Linked DNA regions of Mus musculus: region 2 is linked to region 1. The links are chromatin loops, found by intact Hi-C in ENCODE. Cell type or tissue: left cerebral cortex. All regions are shown on one strand.

The links. Hi-C counts contacts between places; a loop is a spot of excess contacts. Peaks named below come from ENCODE experiments on the same cell type or tissue, not always from the same donor. Only the 100,000 strongest peaks of a DNase experiment are listed, where the experiment ranks them.
Region 2: it touches region 1 in a loop (1.9-fold over the local background); 2 of 42 quality-filtered maps call a loop at or near these places.

What each region holds. Positions count from the first base shown.
Region 1 is chr4:102,416,767-102,424,766 of GRCm38, reverse strand. The region is part of intron 1 of Pde4b (phosphodiesterase 4B, cAMP specific); the gene reads right to left. Among named protein-coding and RNA genes, the nearest start is that of Gm52669, 73 kb to the right of the region's middle. In left cerebral cortex, no CTCF peak of the experiment used is centred here; DNase peaks (open chromatin) are centred at 459, 2,193, 3,117 and 3,689; H3K4me3 peaks cover 1,014 bases; H3K27ac peaks cover 1,298 bases.
Region 2 is chr4:102,348,287-102,356,286 of GRCm38, reverse strand. The region is part of intron 1 of Pde4b (phosphodiesterase 4B, cAMP specific); the gene reads right to left. Among named protein-coding and RNA genes, the nearest start is that of Gm52669, 4.5 kb to the right of the region's middle. In left cerebral cortex, no CTCF peak of the experiment used is centred here; DNase peaks (open chromatin) are centred at 2,104, 2,460, 2,683 and 4,019; H3K27ac peaks cover 1,072 bases.

The DNA.
Region 1 (8,000 bases):
TGCGTATAAGTGAAAAAGGAAAAGTGCAGTTTCATTTGTCATCTGAAGTTGTTATTAGTTGTAGTTCAATAGAAAAAACACATAGATAGGCTAACTTTAAAAACTATGTAAATCCAATAGGTTCAACTGGGATAAATTCACTCAACTCTTAAGCGACTATATAAAAAGAGACCAGTCACTAAGTGTAGAAAGTTTACAAAATTTCTTATGTAGGTTTCTAAACCTTCCACTGTCAAAATTTGAAAATATTTTCCCACTTTTAATTCAGCAGTAAAATTGTGATCCCATTTCCAACTTGCCATTGCTATACCTCAAAGATTACAGAGAAAGGCAAGCAGACTCTTGTGGGCTTAGCAGCACATGTCTAAATTTTGCCCTGTTAAAATAGAACACAACTCTATTTCTTTGGAAGTACCCCTGGGTTCCATAGAAACCACCCTAAGTAGCCTCCGCCTCCAGGCTGGTGTCTCATTGAGCTGCATCCATTCCTGCCTGAATGCACTTGTGAGCTCCTCATGGCTCTCAGAACTAAACTGAAGCTGTTGTGAAGTTCAGCCAGCTTGGTCTGCCTTTTTGTTGTTGTCTCCAGCAATCCCTGTCTACTTGTGGCTTGGGACAGCAGGACGGCAGTATTCCTTACACCCCCGACCCTAAACTCCTGAGTAAATCTGGCTCTACTATATTGTGACTGGAAGACCTGTCTGGCAATTTTCTGTTTACCTATAGCTTACTTATCCATCAATATTCTAGTCATGAGTCAGTTCTTTTATGACCCTATTGGACTGGGGCACATCTGTGATGCGAAGGCAAAGCATGCATACATGCATCACTGTTGTAGCAGTAATATAGGAATCCATTTATTTTTTGATTCATCCTCTCTGCTAGCTAAACAACTTTCATTTCCAGAAACCCAATACAGTATCTGATAAATAACAAGTGCTCAACAAACATGTATTGGAAAGAAGAGTAAATCAAACCATTTTGTGAGATAAATGAAAAATTTCAAAAGTTGAATTGTATAGTACATTATAGCTAAAAAGATAGGTATGTTCAACAATGTTAACCAACTTTCAGATAACTTAACCTAGACAAAACAGGGATCACTAATCTACACTGAGGTCCTTGGACCAAATTATGCACTAAGTACATCTCATTTAAATGCCACCGGCAGACACATCATACCCACATTATTTCTTTATTAGATATTTTCTCCCAAATTATTTTTTGTTTTTAATGTGAACTTGCATTTGGAGTGCTTCATTTGTGCCAGGACATGCACTGGCTCTTCTTATCAGTCCTCAGGCTTCACAAGACTTTAAGGCAAGGCCTGGGAGCTCATTTATAGCCAAGAAAACTGGAGTCCTCCCCCACCCAAGCTGGCAAGTGGGGAGCTTGACTTTCCGGCTTTATGGGTCAGGTTCATCTTGCCTCATTGGAATGGGATCCCACTCCTTGAACTGCGACTCCCATTCACCTTCCAAAAGCACTTCATCCCCAAAGAGGATTTGTGATCAAAGAAAGCTTAATCCAACCTTTCTCTTCTTAAAATATGTTCACTCGCTAGAAATTACACTTATATTGTTCACACAGCACTCTTCTGGAAGAACAGAAACCCGCCATAAGTCAAAGAGCTGTGTCCTGCCTTTGACCATTGCTTCAGCGATGCCCATGACAACCTTAAACTAACACAAAGGAGATAGATAACATAAAGGAGATGGAAGTAGGTAGATAGTATATGTGGAGCTCTTTGGACCAGATACTGTGCTAAGCACATCTATATCTCATTTAAAGACCATGGTCAGACACATATATTATAAGGAGAAGAAAAAAGCAAAATCTTTTTGTTCCCATTAAGCAAGTTTCCCCTTTAAAGTCAACATTTTGGGGGAATAATAAGAATTCTAAGTTTCTTTTCCTTTCATGTCTCTTAAATTCTAAAAAAAAAATGTTATCAGGAAAAATTGTGGTTGGACATATGAGGACTAATTATATTCAAAATGAGGAATTGGAGTGCTGTGATTTCTGTATTTGCTCATCAATGTTGCTGAAAAGTTAATGCAGTAACAAGTCCCACACCAGATACTGTGTAAGTCATTATGCCAACCGTCCTTTCTATCCTCTAGAATCACTGTAAACAAGGCTGAGGCTTAAAATATATGTAAAATTCCACTGGAGTACATGAAGCCAGAGTTGCTCAATGGCACGAATCATTCACGTCAAACCAACAAGTATCTGCTTGGTTCTGGTCTGTGATCATTTTTGTCACTCATCCACCTGTAATTCCATATTTCTTAAAGCCATTAGCCCTCAAAATGGAGTTGCAGATTTTTTTAAAAACAGTGAAAACTAATTTAAGTCTCTTTTATAGCTCAGGGGTACATGATTAGCGGTTGGTTGTAATACAATAGTGGCTTGCCTAGCACGTGTGAGGGCCTAGGTTCCATCCCCTGTACTGCCAAAATAAACAAACAAAAAGTACAAGATTAAAAACATAATCCATGAACCAAATAAAATATGTATTTAGGCATGGCTTTAAAAAATCTTTACAGATTTATAATAATTGCTCATTACCTTCTTTGTAAGGGCTTAATAGATGAAAGATTTTCAAATAAAGTCTCATTTTAAACTTCACAAAAATTAATATTCACAAATTTCACTCTGGCTTGCATAAGCAGATTACTTATAATTATTATATAAAAACTTCACTCAATTTATTCTATATTTCTAAAATAAAAAAAAAAAAACAGAAAGGAAAGAACTTTTAACTATCTGATAAAAGTAATAGAACTTTCACTAGGCTCCAAACATCGTATAATCTTACAAAGCTCACATTGCCCCTAGCATCTGCTTATTTGAAATTTCTCATTACTCGTGTTTAAGCGTGAAGCCACCTCCCAGTTCTGCTTGCGAGTGTCAGATCAGGTTGGTGGCTACAGCAACACCTACCATATCCAGGAGTGTCTCCTGGGAGGAGGCAAGTCGTTCACGTGCAACATCCTGAACCGGTACCCTGTCAGCCCACCGCTCAGCAACTTAGCTCATCTCCGTGCGTTTCTCTGTGTTCTCGCTGCCAGAGTTTCTACGGAGCTCTTTGTCCGTTCATCTTTCTTTCTGATGGCATGCCACTCTCCATTGCGGAGTAGAGATCATTCCAGTGTGAGAAGCAATGACTTAGCAGTCGACACACGAGGTTGCAGAGGACCATCGCAAGTAGCTTCCTTTAGAAATCAGATGAGAAAATTGACGTGCAGCCAAATCAGCATGAGAGCCTCCCGTGGGGTGTGTAGCACTGCGTGCAGTTTACCTCAGAGAAGCAAAGAATTTGAGTATCCGAAACTGCAGAAAACCACCCCTTTAAACAGTGTTCATTTTGTCCCTTGCTCTGTATTTTCTCTCCTATGCCTGGTGATATGTCAGCTTATGGGGGGTGGTGGTGTTCTTTTAGCCGAAGTTCACAGTGCTCACATTAATCAAATGATCTCTCTTCTCTTTCCACCCTTTGCATTGCATTTTGAGCTATTGAACCTCCTGTCTGACTCGTTCTGCATTGTTTAGCCCATTCAGAACACGGCGAGAGAACACCTAACACACGGGGTCAGATTTCCTTACATATGTTAGACTACAGCCACGGAGAAACCCTGGAGAGATTTTTAAGTCCTTTTCATTGCAGAGGATTATGGAGCAAAGAAAATGTCTGTGTTACACAAAGAAATAACAGTGAGACTGGAATAATGAATTCAACTTTCAGGCTTCGGTGGGCTCTCCTGACTGCTCTCAGCATGCGGGTGTGCATTTAAACTTCGACTCTGGCCCAGGAAGCTTGGTCTCTCAGTAGATGCAATGATCTCTCAAGGCACGGGGTCACCATTAACTTAGCACAGCAGGAAGAGATTCAAAGACCTTTAGATTGCCCCAGGGAACTAAAGGGATAAACGCACCCCAAAGACATTAAACAGAGAGGACAGGGGTGCCAGTGTTCTGGATCCTGGGTAAAATATGGTTATTATTTTTACTAGCAACAGCAATCTTCAGTCAAATGAAAAGGCAGGCTTACGTGGAATCACCTTTGTTTTGCTTTGGGCTTTATTCTTATTTATCAACATTTGACATCCTGATAACAGGATATTTTAGCTGGATCCATGCTCCTGGAAGGGTTACCTGGTTTATTTCAGGTTTGCTTCCACCCTTTTGCTTCCTCTCCCTCATTATGCTCCAGAGACGCTGACCTTAGGAACAAACTCATTTTTGTGATGGCAACAACTGACATGCATATGTATGTATACACGCATGTATCATGTATGGATGCATGTATGTATCCTGTATGTATGTAAGAAGGTTGATCTTTTTGTCTTTGCTAATTGGACTTTGCTCTTGTTTCCTTCCATTGTACTTTCAGAGTAACATCCAGAAAATTAATTAAAAACCCAGATCACAGATTATCCACCAGTCAGAACTCTGCAGCTCATCTCCACTATTTCCCAAATCAGAACCAAAGTCACCATAAGCTCAAATTCCAGGTGTGATCATCTCTCTGGCCCCTCTTTCACATGCTCAGCCAGGGGCTTTTGCTGTTCCTGTGTCATGCCAGGAGTTCTTCTACATGAAAAATTTCAGTGTCCATTTTCTTAAGTTTTATTTTTTTAAGGTTCTTCTCAGCGAGGAGTCATGGCACACATTTAGAATCTCAGTTCTTGTGCGTTTGAAGCTGGAGGATTTGAACTGAGTTCAAGGCCAGCTTAGGCTACAATGTCATAAGGCTACATCAGCTTAGGCTCTGGTGTCATAAAGCCCACCAGCAACAAACTTGCCCAACCAAGAGAAAGCATCCTCTAAGAGTGAGTGTCCACTCACGTGTTCCTCTCAGGTCATTGCTCTAATGTCAACTTCTTACAGAGGCTGCACCTGGCCTTCCTGCTTCTGCACTCTACTGTGTCATCCCTTGCAGTCTCTGTCACTAATGTACAACGTAATATTCATCACATTTGTATCATTGCACAGGGACACCTCAAAAGAAAGAGACTATCATCCTTTCGCTGCTTAACTGGCAGGGTCTACTTTATTGCCTAGTATAATGGAGGTACTCAGCAAATGTTTGCTGAAAAATTCATTCATAAATTTAAATGAATGCCGGTCCACAGGTTTATGGGTAACAAGAACAGAAGACAGTTGGCTTAATTTGTGGTTAAATGCAAGTGATTGTTGGGAAAGCAATAGTTTGGGCCAGGATAACTCATGTATGCACATCCATGTTAATGCACATGGAGGCCAGAGAACACTGTCAGGGAATCTTCTGTGATTTTTTTTTTTTTTTTTTTTTGAGGAAAAGGTTTCTCACTAAACCCGGAATGTCATCCTTTTGTTTATATGACTAGCCAGTGAGCTGCAGGGATCCACCTGTTTCTTCCCCCCACCCCAACACTGGAGCTATAAAACGTATGCCACTGTGTGAAGCTTTTACACGGATGCTGGGATCCAAATCCAGGCCCTCACACAGCAGCAGACTCTTTACCCACAAAGCCATCTTCCCTGGCCAAGAACAACTCTTGGAGGGAAGGCTTTATACTCTCCAATGGTAAGGCAATCAATCAACACAAGTATTGAGCAATAGTCAACGAAGAGGAAGAAGACACTGGTGACTGAGGCTCTGGTCACTTAGCAGATAGCAAGGTGACTTCTGAATGCAACGGACGGATTGCTTTGGGGTAAGTAAGGAGAGATAAATGTACAAAGGCCACCTAGGAATCTCTGACAAGAAGTTTTAAAAGATGAAGCATGGTTAATTCATTTCATCATTTGCCCTAGGTTCTTCCTGCAGCTGCAGTGACAAACTAAGATTTTACTCTTGAAAAGAGGGTTAAGAAAGAAAGAAAGAAAGAAAGAAAGAAAGAAAGAAAGAAAGAGAGAGAGAGAGAGAAAGAAAGAAAGAAAGAAAGAAAGAAAGAAAGAAAAGAAAGAAAGAAAGAAAGGAAGGAAGGAAGGAAGGAAGGAAGGAAGGAAGGAAGGAAGGAAGGAAGAAAATGTAACCTTATTTTCTTTTGCAGTTTAGAGGGATTAACAAAAAATCCTGCATTCCTTTTATTTTTAAATACCTTAAGATATGGTTCACTTGCCGAACAATACACCTTTATAAAGTGTTCAATTACAGTAAAAATATAATTATGCACTGGTCACCACTATCAAATTTCTTAATATTGTCCTCATCCCTAAAGATATCAAGTTTCTATCCATCATTACCCAGACCTCCTTGGAAGCACATTAACCTCTCTGCCTCAGTGCTTCGCCTATCCTAAACAGATCACATATATTAAAGCATACAGTATGCATGTATACTATAGATCATACTTGTATATGTCACACATATTGTCTATCTACAACAGTGTCATAATGGTTAATTCTAATTGTCAATTTGACACAGTCAAGAATAGTCTTGGAAGAGTCTCAATGACAGAATATTTATATGAGGTTGGCCTGTGGGTCTGTCTAATGTTTTAAAGACCTGTAACTTTCCCAACCACAATGTGAGTTCTAATTTCTTAGTCTTTTCTCTAGCATGTGTTATTGTCTACCATTTTAGTGGTAGACATTTGAGGGGGTGTAAAGTGGTCAGCTCATTGTGGTTTTGGCTTGCATATCCCAGAGAATTAGTAATATCCAGCACATTTTGTTGGGTGTTGGCCACTTATATATACTCTTTGGAGAAATGAAGACTCAAATTTTCTGCTGAAGGCCTGGGGTCTAGCTGTGATAGAGTTCTGGCATAATTAGTACAAGACTGTTAGGTTGATCCATAACACAGTAAGATGAAGAAACAGAAACCCCAAAGAAAACAAATATGTATTTATTTTCTTGTTTGAAAGCCTGGATGCTGTAGAGTCTTACTGCAGATCTATCACGGCTGCTGGTATATTCTGGAAGGAAAACCCTTCACAGACCCTTCACAGATACATGATTTACGTGGATTTCTTCCCATTCTTTGCCTTTTCAGCTGTTTTTAAAAAGTCTGCTTTTGTCTTTTTAGTTACAAAATAATGTTCTTAGATGCAAAGAATGTATATAATTTGTGATCTTAGTTAAGTCTAGTTGATCTTTCTTTTCTTTAGTGTATATTTGGATGCTTTTCCACTTAGCGCTTTTAGAACATTTTGAAAGTGTTTACGGTATAGAAGCTTTGCATGTTCATGGAAATTTTATTTTGAAGTACTTTATTCTTCTTGATGCCTTTGTTAATATAATTACTTTAACTTAATTTTCAAGTTGTACATTACTGATGCATAGACTTACATTTGATTTTGTGCGTTGATCTTATTTTTGAAATATTGTTTAGCCTCTTTGTATTTTTATTTATTTTCTGGCATGCATGGAGGAGGTTGTATGCATTCCTTGATATCTGGAATGTAAGTTCTTTAACAGTGAAACTGATTTAGTTTAATTTGTGCAACTGAAGAAAGAAAAATGTCCATTGAGTTTCTTGAGAGAAACCTACTGAGTCTCCAGTGTCAGTCTTGGCAAAATGAGTGACCTCTGACTTGCATTTCTCACTAAATGTTACAATAATATATAAATGCATATATATATATATATATATATATATATATATATATATATATATATATATATATCTCAGTCTTGTAAATAATCCTCTGAAGTAAGGATTATTTTGTTCTCATTTAAAATAAAAACTGAACCTAATGAATTTTCATGGCTGCAGTTAATTATCATGGCAGCGATTCAAAGAAAATAGGTCTGAGAGGTGTGATTTATACCTGAGTATTGCCTTGTCAGCTGTTACATGTGAGCACTGACTGCTATTTCTTGTATAGTAAAGCTCACTTTCTATAACAGTAGTTCTTGGCCCCTTCCAAAGCAATACTGGAGAATCCTTGGGCTTGGGAATGATTACAAGCAGAAAACTTTATTTCAGGAGTGCATCTACAGATGGTTCTTTTTGGCTTTTCTGTTCCAGCAGGTTCTATGCACAGATCTTGGATTCAGGCTTGGTT
Region 2 (8,000 bases), 68 kb after region 1:
CTGTGCATATTTGCAAAACATTGGAGGATTATACGGTGAATGTTATCAGAGTTTAATCAGTTGTAGCAGTTTGATTTGCATGCCCGCTATTGTAAAAGGCCTGTCTCCATGTACTTGGAGGCAAAGACCAAGGATATAGAAGTAATAAAAAAACAAGGAGATAAGCAATCCTTGGTGTGTGTATGTGTGTGTGTGCTGCATATATATGTGTGTGTGTGTTTATGTATATAACCCAATCTCAAAATTTAAAAATTATATATATAAATAATATCACAGATTCATAAGAATAATTGACTAGTTTCTATGAGTTTTCACTTTAAAAGTCTTTTCTGCATTTCGATGCAAGAAAGATTCACCACGATGCCTGGTTTGTGTGCTGGACACTGAACTATTAGACATGTGATATAATTCCTCTTAACTTGGTCTCCTCTCTAACACTGAAGTGATTGCTTGTATGATATGCATTAGACACTCTACACTGGCCCTTTTCTTTACAGTTAGGCAACGATCAGTACCCAAATTTTGCAGGTAAGGAAACTAAGTCTTAGAGAAGTTAAACAGCTTGCTTGCTCAAGATTGCAATATAGAAGCCACGGGAGATTCCATTCGTTCCAAAGGAACTTTCTGTTGAACAGCATTACCTCTTACTGTGGAGCTTAAACTAGTTATCCTGGGAAGTTAATGATGCCATAGAGCACAGAGTAGTAATTAAGACCTCTGATTCTGGAGTGATACTGGACAAAGCTTCAGCCACCGCTGCTATTTAAGTCTGGACTTTGGAAATTCTGCTTTGCCATTTAGCCTCAGTTTCCCATTCTGACTAAATACAACAGTCATGGAATCATACCATATTGATTCATTCTCCAATAGCCTGTGATCTTCTGGAACTTAGGAAATCCTGCCCTTTGTGATCCTCAGTTTCCGACTTACACCTTTGCACAGACTATGAGGACAAGTGATGATGCTGTGTCTTAAACATACCGGGTGATAGCCAGGTCTATAGGAGTTCATCATTTTCACGGAACTGCACAAAAGTTCAGAGATGTCTTCAAATCCCAAACTTCAGTTCTTGCAGAGTTATGAGATAGTGTGCAACCAACAGAAGACCTTCACCCAGACATCCTTATGCAACTCTAACATAATCCTCAAAGTCTGTGAATCATGACAGTGACTTACCAACCAAACACTGCTGCTGAAGTTCCCTCCCATCCAGCTGTCCGATTAAACGAGGTCAGATTTGGAATCCTATGTATTCAACTTCAGGGACTTGTTTGAACATCTCTTCTTTTAACAATGACAGGAAGCTCAGTTATTGATGTGAAAAGCCATTAATCATGGTTTTTATTAAATCTTAGGTGCATTGTTCTTCTAACCTCCCAAGCTTCAGAGACTTTCAGCTTCCTGTGTCTTCTGTTTTGAGCTGTCTTTCTGATCCAAGCATCTCTTAGCCATTCCTTACTCTTCCATCTTATCTTACTCCCTAGAAAGCTTTTCCTAGATCACTCTTATTCTCTTCTTCATCTGTTTAACTTCATATCATCTCTGACTCCCAGAATGTGGGAGCATTATAAGTCATTATAGGTTACATTCTGTGTTTCCTACAATGTCAAGGGTGTTGTTCAGTGAAATCTCTATGCTATTTAGAACTGTACCGAGAATAAAGGAAAACTTATTGAATAAACAAGTAGGCATCAGAGGTATAAAATGGTTTCTGGGCTCCTGTTCTTATTATTTCACATATTAGGAGTGTGAACTACTTTGTTTCTGCCCATCTGGTTGCATAAATGTATGTGTCAAAATTCAAGTCTATCCATTTCACAGTGGTTGTTAGGAAAGTAGTTTTGAAGATAAGACAAAAGTTAGGTGAACAAATGTGTGAATAGGGGTTTCCATTACAAATGGTGGGGGGGGGGCCATTTACTTCAGCCAATCTGAACTTAGTGTTGCCCATTTCCTGGAGACCTAAGATGCACAAATGAGGGTAAACTTCTGCCTTCCTACTTGCCAAGGGGCAGCCACCTTCATAGCTGAGGCCATCTTGATAGCAAGATCCTGGCTCCAACTGCCTTACAGAATAGTAAAAACATGATGTGTCACACAGGGGAAAAAATAGCCAGTTTTAGAGCTACAGAAAGTTCCTAGATCTCAATCTGCCTCTCTGGTATAATGTTATCCAGAGTTTTTTATTTATAGTATCTTTAAATATGTAGTATCTTTTCCTCAGCCGCTTAGTATTATAAAAAGGGAGAAGATAATACCTACCTTCCTGAAAGGTTGGCTGTCTATAAAGTATCTGCTGTCAAATCATCTTCAATAAATGCTGTTTTCTTCTCCTTTCTCTATCCTGAAGCTCTGGCCTGGCTCTCGGCCATAGATTTCCAGTATCCCTGCCTAGATTACCGATGCTGCCATTTGGCCTTCAGCATTCCCTGTGTTGGACATTTGCCCACTCTGATGTGCAGTATTTGTCAACTTGGCATGGACTAGAGTCACCTGGGAAGAGAGGATTTCAATTGAGTAGGTGCCTCTAAAAAATTGCTGTGTGGGAATGCCTGTGGGGCATTGTCTTGAGTAATGATTGATGTAGGAGGGTCCAGCCCCCTGTGGGAGGTACTACTCCTGTGTAGATGAGTCTGGATTATATAAGAAAGCAAACTGAACAATTTGGGGAAAGGAAGCCAGTAAGCAATGTTTCTCTTCAGGGCCTGCCTCCCGGCTCCCTCCTTGAGCTCCTACCCTATCTTCCCTGGATGATTGCCTGCGAGCTGTAAGCTGAAGTAAACCATTTGTAAGGTGAAATAAACCCAGTTGTTTTTCAGTTAGTGCATCAACACAGCAGCCAAGAAGTCAACTAGACCATTCACTAGTATGATTTGTCCAAATAACCCATTCACACTGTGAGCTGTGCCATCTCAAACCAAGTTCTTAGATAATTTTAACATTTCATATGGATTGAAGATATTTAATCAGAAAATTGGAATGCCAAAAATGCTCCAATATCTAAAACATTTTGAGTTTTGGGATGAGGAACAAATAGAAAATTCCACATTTGATCTCATGGAATAGGCGTCTGAAAAATGCAGGTGCGCTAAAAATAGTGTATCAGATTGCCTGCAGTTCATGCATACAAAGTATAAAAGAAACATGAGTGAATTTGTCTGTTAGCCTCAGGCATCCCATAGATGCCTTACCATGTGTGTGCAAATATTTCCAAATCCAGATAATCCCAAATTCAAAATCCTTTTGGTGCTCAACATTTCAGTTAAGGGATGCACTTGTGCCATGGGCTAAGGCACAACTATACTGATGTTTTGATTGGTTTCCAGGTGACTCTGCTAAGCATTCAATATGGCCTCTAAGGCTCCGGAGGTGGGGTGGGGGGGGGGAATCATCCCTAATTGCCTGAAATATGTTCTCTTTCTATGCCCACTCTCACTTCCTGAATTCCAGCTTTGTAGCTTTTGCCTTTTTAGATTAAATTAGTCCTCAAATGTCTCCATAGCTATTATAAGGAGTTAACAATTCCTTAATGAGCTCAAGCAACAGTCCCCAATTCCATCAAAGTCTCTAAAATATGCTTGATTAGCAAAGAAGTCACATTTTTATGAAGTCCTTGAGCAACTGGACCTCTCCTGTCTTCCCAAATAATCTGTCTGCAATTTTTAAGAGTCTATGTTTTACCTGCTGGCTATGACTAAAGATAGAAGTTCATTAGAAGATAGAGGAAGATGATGCCATTTCAGAGGGGGGGGGGATGTGGAGAGCAAGTATATGACAAAGACCTAAAAAAAGTGTATAAAATTGAACATATGGCTTTTATGCCAAAATATCCCTATCACTCATTAGTATTATTAATGCCATAAGGAGATATTTTATCCTTTATAGACACCCAGCAAGCAGCAACCTGAAATTTTTGGAATCTCATTCTTCAGGAGAGCTTTCTTCTGTGCTTTTGAAGTTACCCACAAGAGTTATGTCATTGCTCATAACCAAGGAAACCACAGGAAACTTGGTTGCTAGGAAACTGCTGAATTGTCTCCATGAGGATCACCACAGTAGGCTTGGCTTGAATAGAACAGATGTTAGGAAAATAAAATCATGAAGTTGCTGTTACTTTAAAAAAAAAAATCCTAGGATGCCTCTTTAATTGCCAGCTACATCTCCTCACCTAAGAAGTACACTTTGTCATTTTTAAAGGCCATCACACAGGTTGTATGGGGGCCCACAACAGGGTGCTAGCAGGGACTGATGGGAAAGAGCCCCACAGTAGCAGATTAGCCACAGCACACATATTCTTCTTTTCTCCAATTAATCTGGCTAACTAGTGGAAAAGACATGGTGATATATCACTTCAACTGGGGGGTGGGGCAGGACTCTGCATGTTATTAGGTCTATGCGTTCCAACATTTTCTGGTTTCCTTTATGGTTAAAAAAAAAAGTGTGGGCTAATTCCCTAAAAACCTCACTGATTTTTTCATCAGTGTTTTATGATGTTTGCATGCACACATATATGCACACATAAAGTTGATCTTGGAGTTTGTGATTCCAGCAACCCCATGGGTATTCATTCTCTGAGAAACTACACCATGAGAACAAGAACAAAGGACTGTCTAAACTTGAACCACTTGAAGTATGCTCTCTCTCTCAGAGTACAGGGTCCCATAAAGCTCCCCATAAAAGACATGTATATTCCTGTGACCTGCTCTGTGCTCAGATTGTGGGTGTATTCATAAATCTATTTAAATCTGCTCAGAACCTGAATTTATTTCAGATGTGTACCATACTGTGAAAAATAGATTTTCTAGCCCAATCAGACATTTATGAGAAGTAAACTTCCTTTCCCCCCTTTTATTTCCTAATTATGTCCTAATTCTAAAGCCAGTGCTTTCCATTTTATATATGCCTTTGCTTCATTAATACTCTTCCTTCTTCTATTTGTATCCACGTATTTGAGAAAGGATCTTACTGTGTACCTCTGAATGGCTTGGAACTCTCTGTGTACCGTGGATGATTTCAAATATGCATCAATCCTCCTGTCTCTGCTTCCTAAATTCCTCAGATTAAAAGAATGTGCTACCACTCAGTCTAATTCCCTTTTCTATATTAGCCAGTGTCATTATTCTCAAGTAATGATCACTTCCAAATATCCACCAATTTTGTTTCTCAAAATGAACTTACTGGGACAAACTCCAGCCATCTGTTTTTCTATTTCCTAAGAGTTGTATTTTTCCTTCCATATCTATCAAGAGTTCATTTCTTGTGTAAATTTAGATTTTCAGGTTCTATTAAAAGGGATGAAATTTTTCATGTATTTTATATCATAAAAAACTGATGGAAAGTTGTATTTTCTTATTTTATTTTTTGATTGTTATTTTATGTGATAGGTGTTTTAACTTGCATTTATATCTATACCTGGTGCCCAGTGAAGCCAGAGAGAGCATCAGATCCCCTAGAACTGGAGTTATAGTTAGTGGCTGGGGATTGAGCCCAGGTTTTCTGGAAGAGCAACCAGTGCTATTACCTGCTGAGCCATTTCTCCAGACACCACTGGAATTTTAAATGATATGATTCAAGAGCTCAATTAGAAAATGAGATGGGGGCTGTGGCGGAGTGGTAGATACCATAGGATGTCACAGGATCATACTGGAAGCAAAGAGAAATGGTTGAGAAACTATGTACCTCAAAACATTTCTTGATGGAGCAAAAGCAACAACACTAATCCATTAGGTTACAAATATGTGAAAAGCCATGTGATTCTCTCAAATGTAGTCTTAGCAAGTGGTGGGCTAAGTAATCCTTTTATATAAAACCTCATATAAAAAAACCCTATATTGTCAGTGCCAGCATGAGAGTTAGGCTTATTACAAAAATTATCTGTGCACTCCCTATAATGCTGTACTGGGAAGGGGAGCATCAGTGAGGAAACCCCTACTGACACAGTGCCCAGCCCCGTCCTTTGTACTTGCTTGGTTTTCTTTATTAGTGGGGGCTCAGGTGAGTATTTAGACAATGAGTCCAAGAAGATTAAGCACAATACAAATAGGAGACAAATCAGCATCACAAAATCAATACATTAAAACTGAACAAGTGTCTGAAAGGACAGCCGGAGGCTATAATACTGCCTGTTACTCATAAAGTATTTTCAGTTCGTTCTCTAAGAATGCCCACCAAGTTCTGACATATATAATAACATCCTCAAAAGGAAGAAACTGGGACTCAAAGAAGCTGTGTGACTTGCTTGCAACTAGTTAACTAGTGAGAGTCTGGTGGTAGGACTTGTGTATGGTTAGCTTGTTACCCAGTAGATTGAAAGGTTTGTTCTTTGAGAACAAAAATCACAGCCCTACTGGCTGCCTTAGTTTGCTGTGACTCAAGAGCACAACCAAAGGCAGCCTGAGGAGCATAGGGTCTATTTCAACTTATAGTTGTAGTAGTTCACTATGAAGGGATGTGGGGGGCAGGAACTTAAAGGCAGGAACTAAAGCAGAGGCCACTGAGGAATGCTTATTGCCTGGACCCCAGGTTCACCATTTCTATACCTACAGGAATGGCCTGGCCAGAGCATGCACCTCCCAAAGTAGGCCTAGTTCTTTCTTGTCAATAATAAATCCAAAGAATTCCCCAAGGCTAGACTCCAGGTTAATCTGTAGGAGGCACTTTCTCAATTGAGATTTCCTCAATAACTCTAGCTTGTGTCAAGTTGACAAACTAACCAGGACGGTGGCTCAACAGAGTAAATTTCATTTCTCACTCAACTCTAGGTCTAAAATGGGTTACATGGGAACTCTGCTCATTACCATCCTGCAGAAACCTGGTCAATCTCCGCTGACATTTCCATGGTGGACGTAACTTTTAAACCTTCGGCCTCATAATGGCATAGCTTCTCTCTCCTTATTTTGAGAACTGAAAGCTAGTCACATGGGTAAGTCTAAGGGATAAGGAAGCCAGGGAAGCGATTACACTGTTCCTGAGAGGAAAGAGGATAGCCCTGGTGAGTGGTATGGCCTCATTTTGTTCACCTCTTCCCATTGAATGCTCCATGTGATGATGCTGAGCAAAGATGAAGCAGTGGGCTTCTGTTTCATTTAGGCTGAAAAAGTACAGCAATGCAAATATACTACAGAGTAGGTCTGCCACACATGCAGCAGATGGAGAAACACCTAAGGACTTTTAGAGAACACTCTAAATAAGCCACCTCTGTGTTGATGTACCATGTGCAGTGGATATTAATAGCATCGTATGTCATGATACAGACTAGCCAATATTAAGCCCCAATACTTTCAAATCCCTATCTCCTGTCTAAACCTTCCTCCTAAGAGAAAGGCTTTCTTACTAACTAAATAGTAATATCTAAAGGGATATACTTTAGACATCCAGAGGTATGAACCATTCCATAACTCACTCCTTGTCCTTAAAATATGACCTTATCCTCCATATACTTTATCAGCATTGACATGTGCCAGCTGACCCCTAAGTTAGAAACCTCAGATTCATTGCATCCTTCCCTGCCCTTCTGCCTCAACTGTCCAATTATCATAGCAGTACCTATTCAAGCCAATAGTTCCTCTCAGGCAAGCTGGAGACTCCTAAGGCAAACTCTTAACTGATCTCCTGGCCACCAATGAGAAATAGAACAATCTTTCTAAGAGGCCTTGTAAATGCTTCATCCCTGCCAACCAACGTCAGTAGGCCAGACCCAAGCCCACCAGTGTACACGGAGGGCTTTTAAAATAGAAGCACCACACTTTTGGCTGCATCTTCTGACCCTCAACCTACTTTGTGGTCACTGAACTACCAGGCTGTCTCCAAAATATCACTGACAGCTCTACTCTTCCCAGACTTCATAATCTTGTGCTTATGGCTCTCTTCCTTGGTGATCTGATGAACCCAAATCAAATATTATACTCCCCAGTTACATGTCTTTTTAACCATGTCTGTCATTGGCCTTATCACCTGACATCAGCCTTGTTTTATTTATTTATTTATTTATTTATTTATTT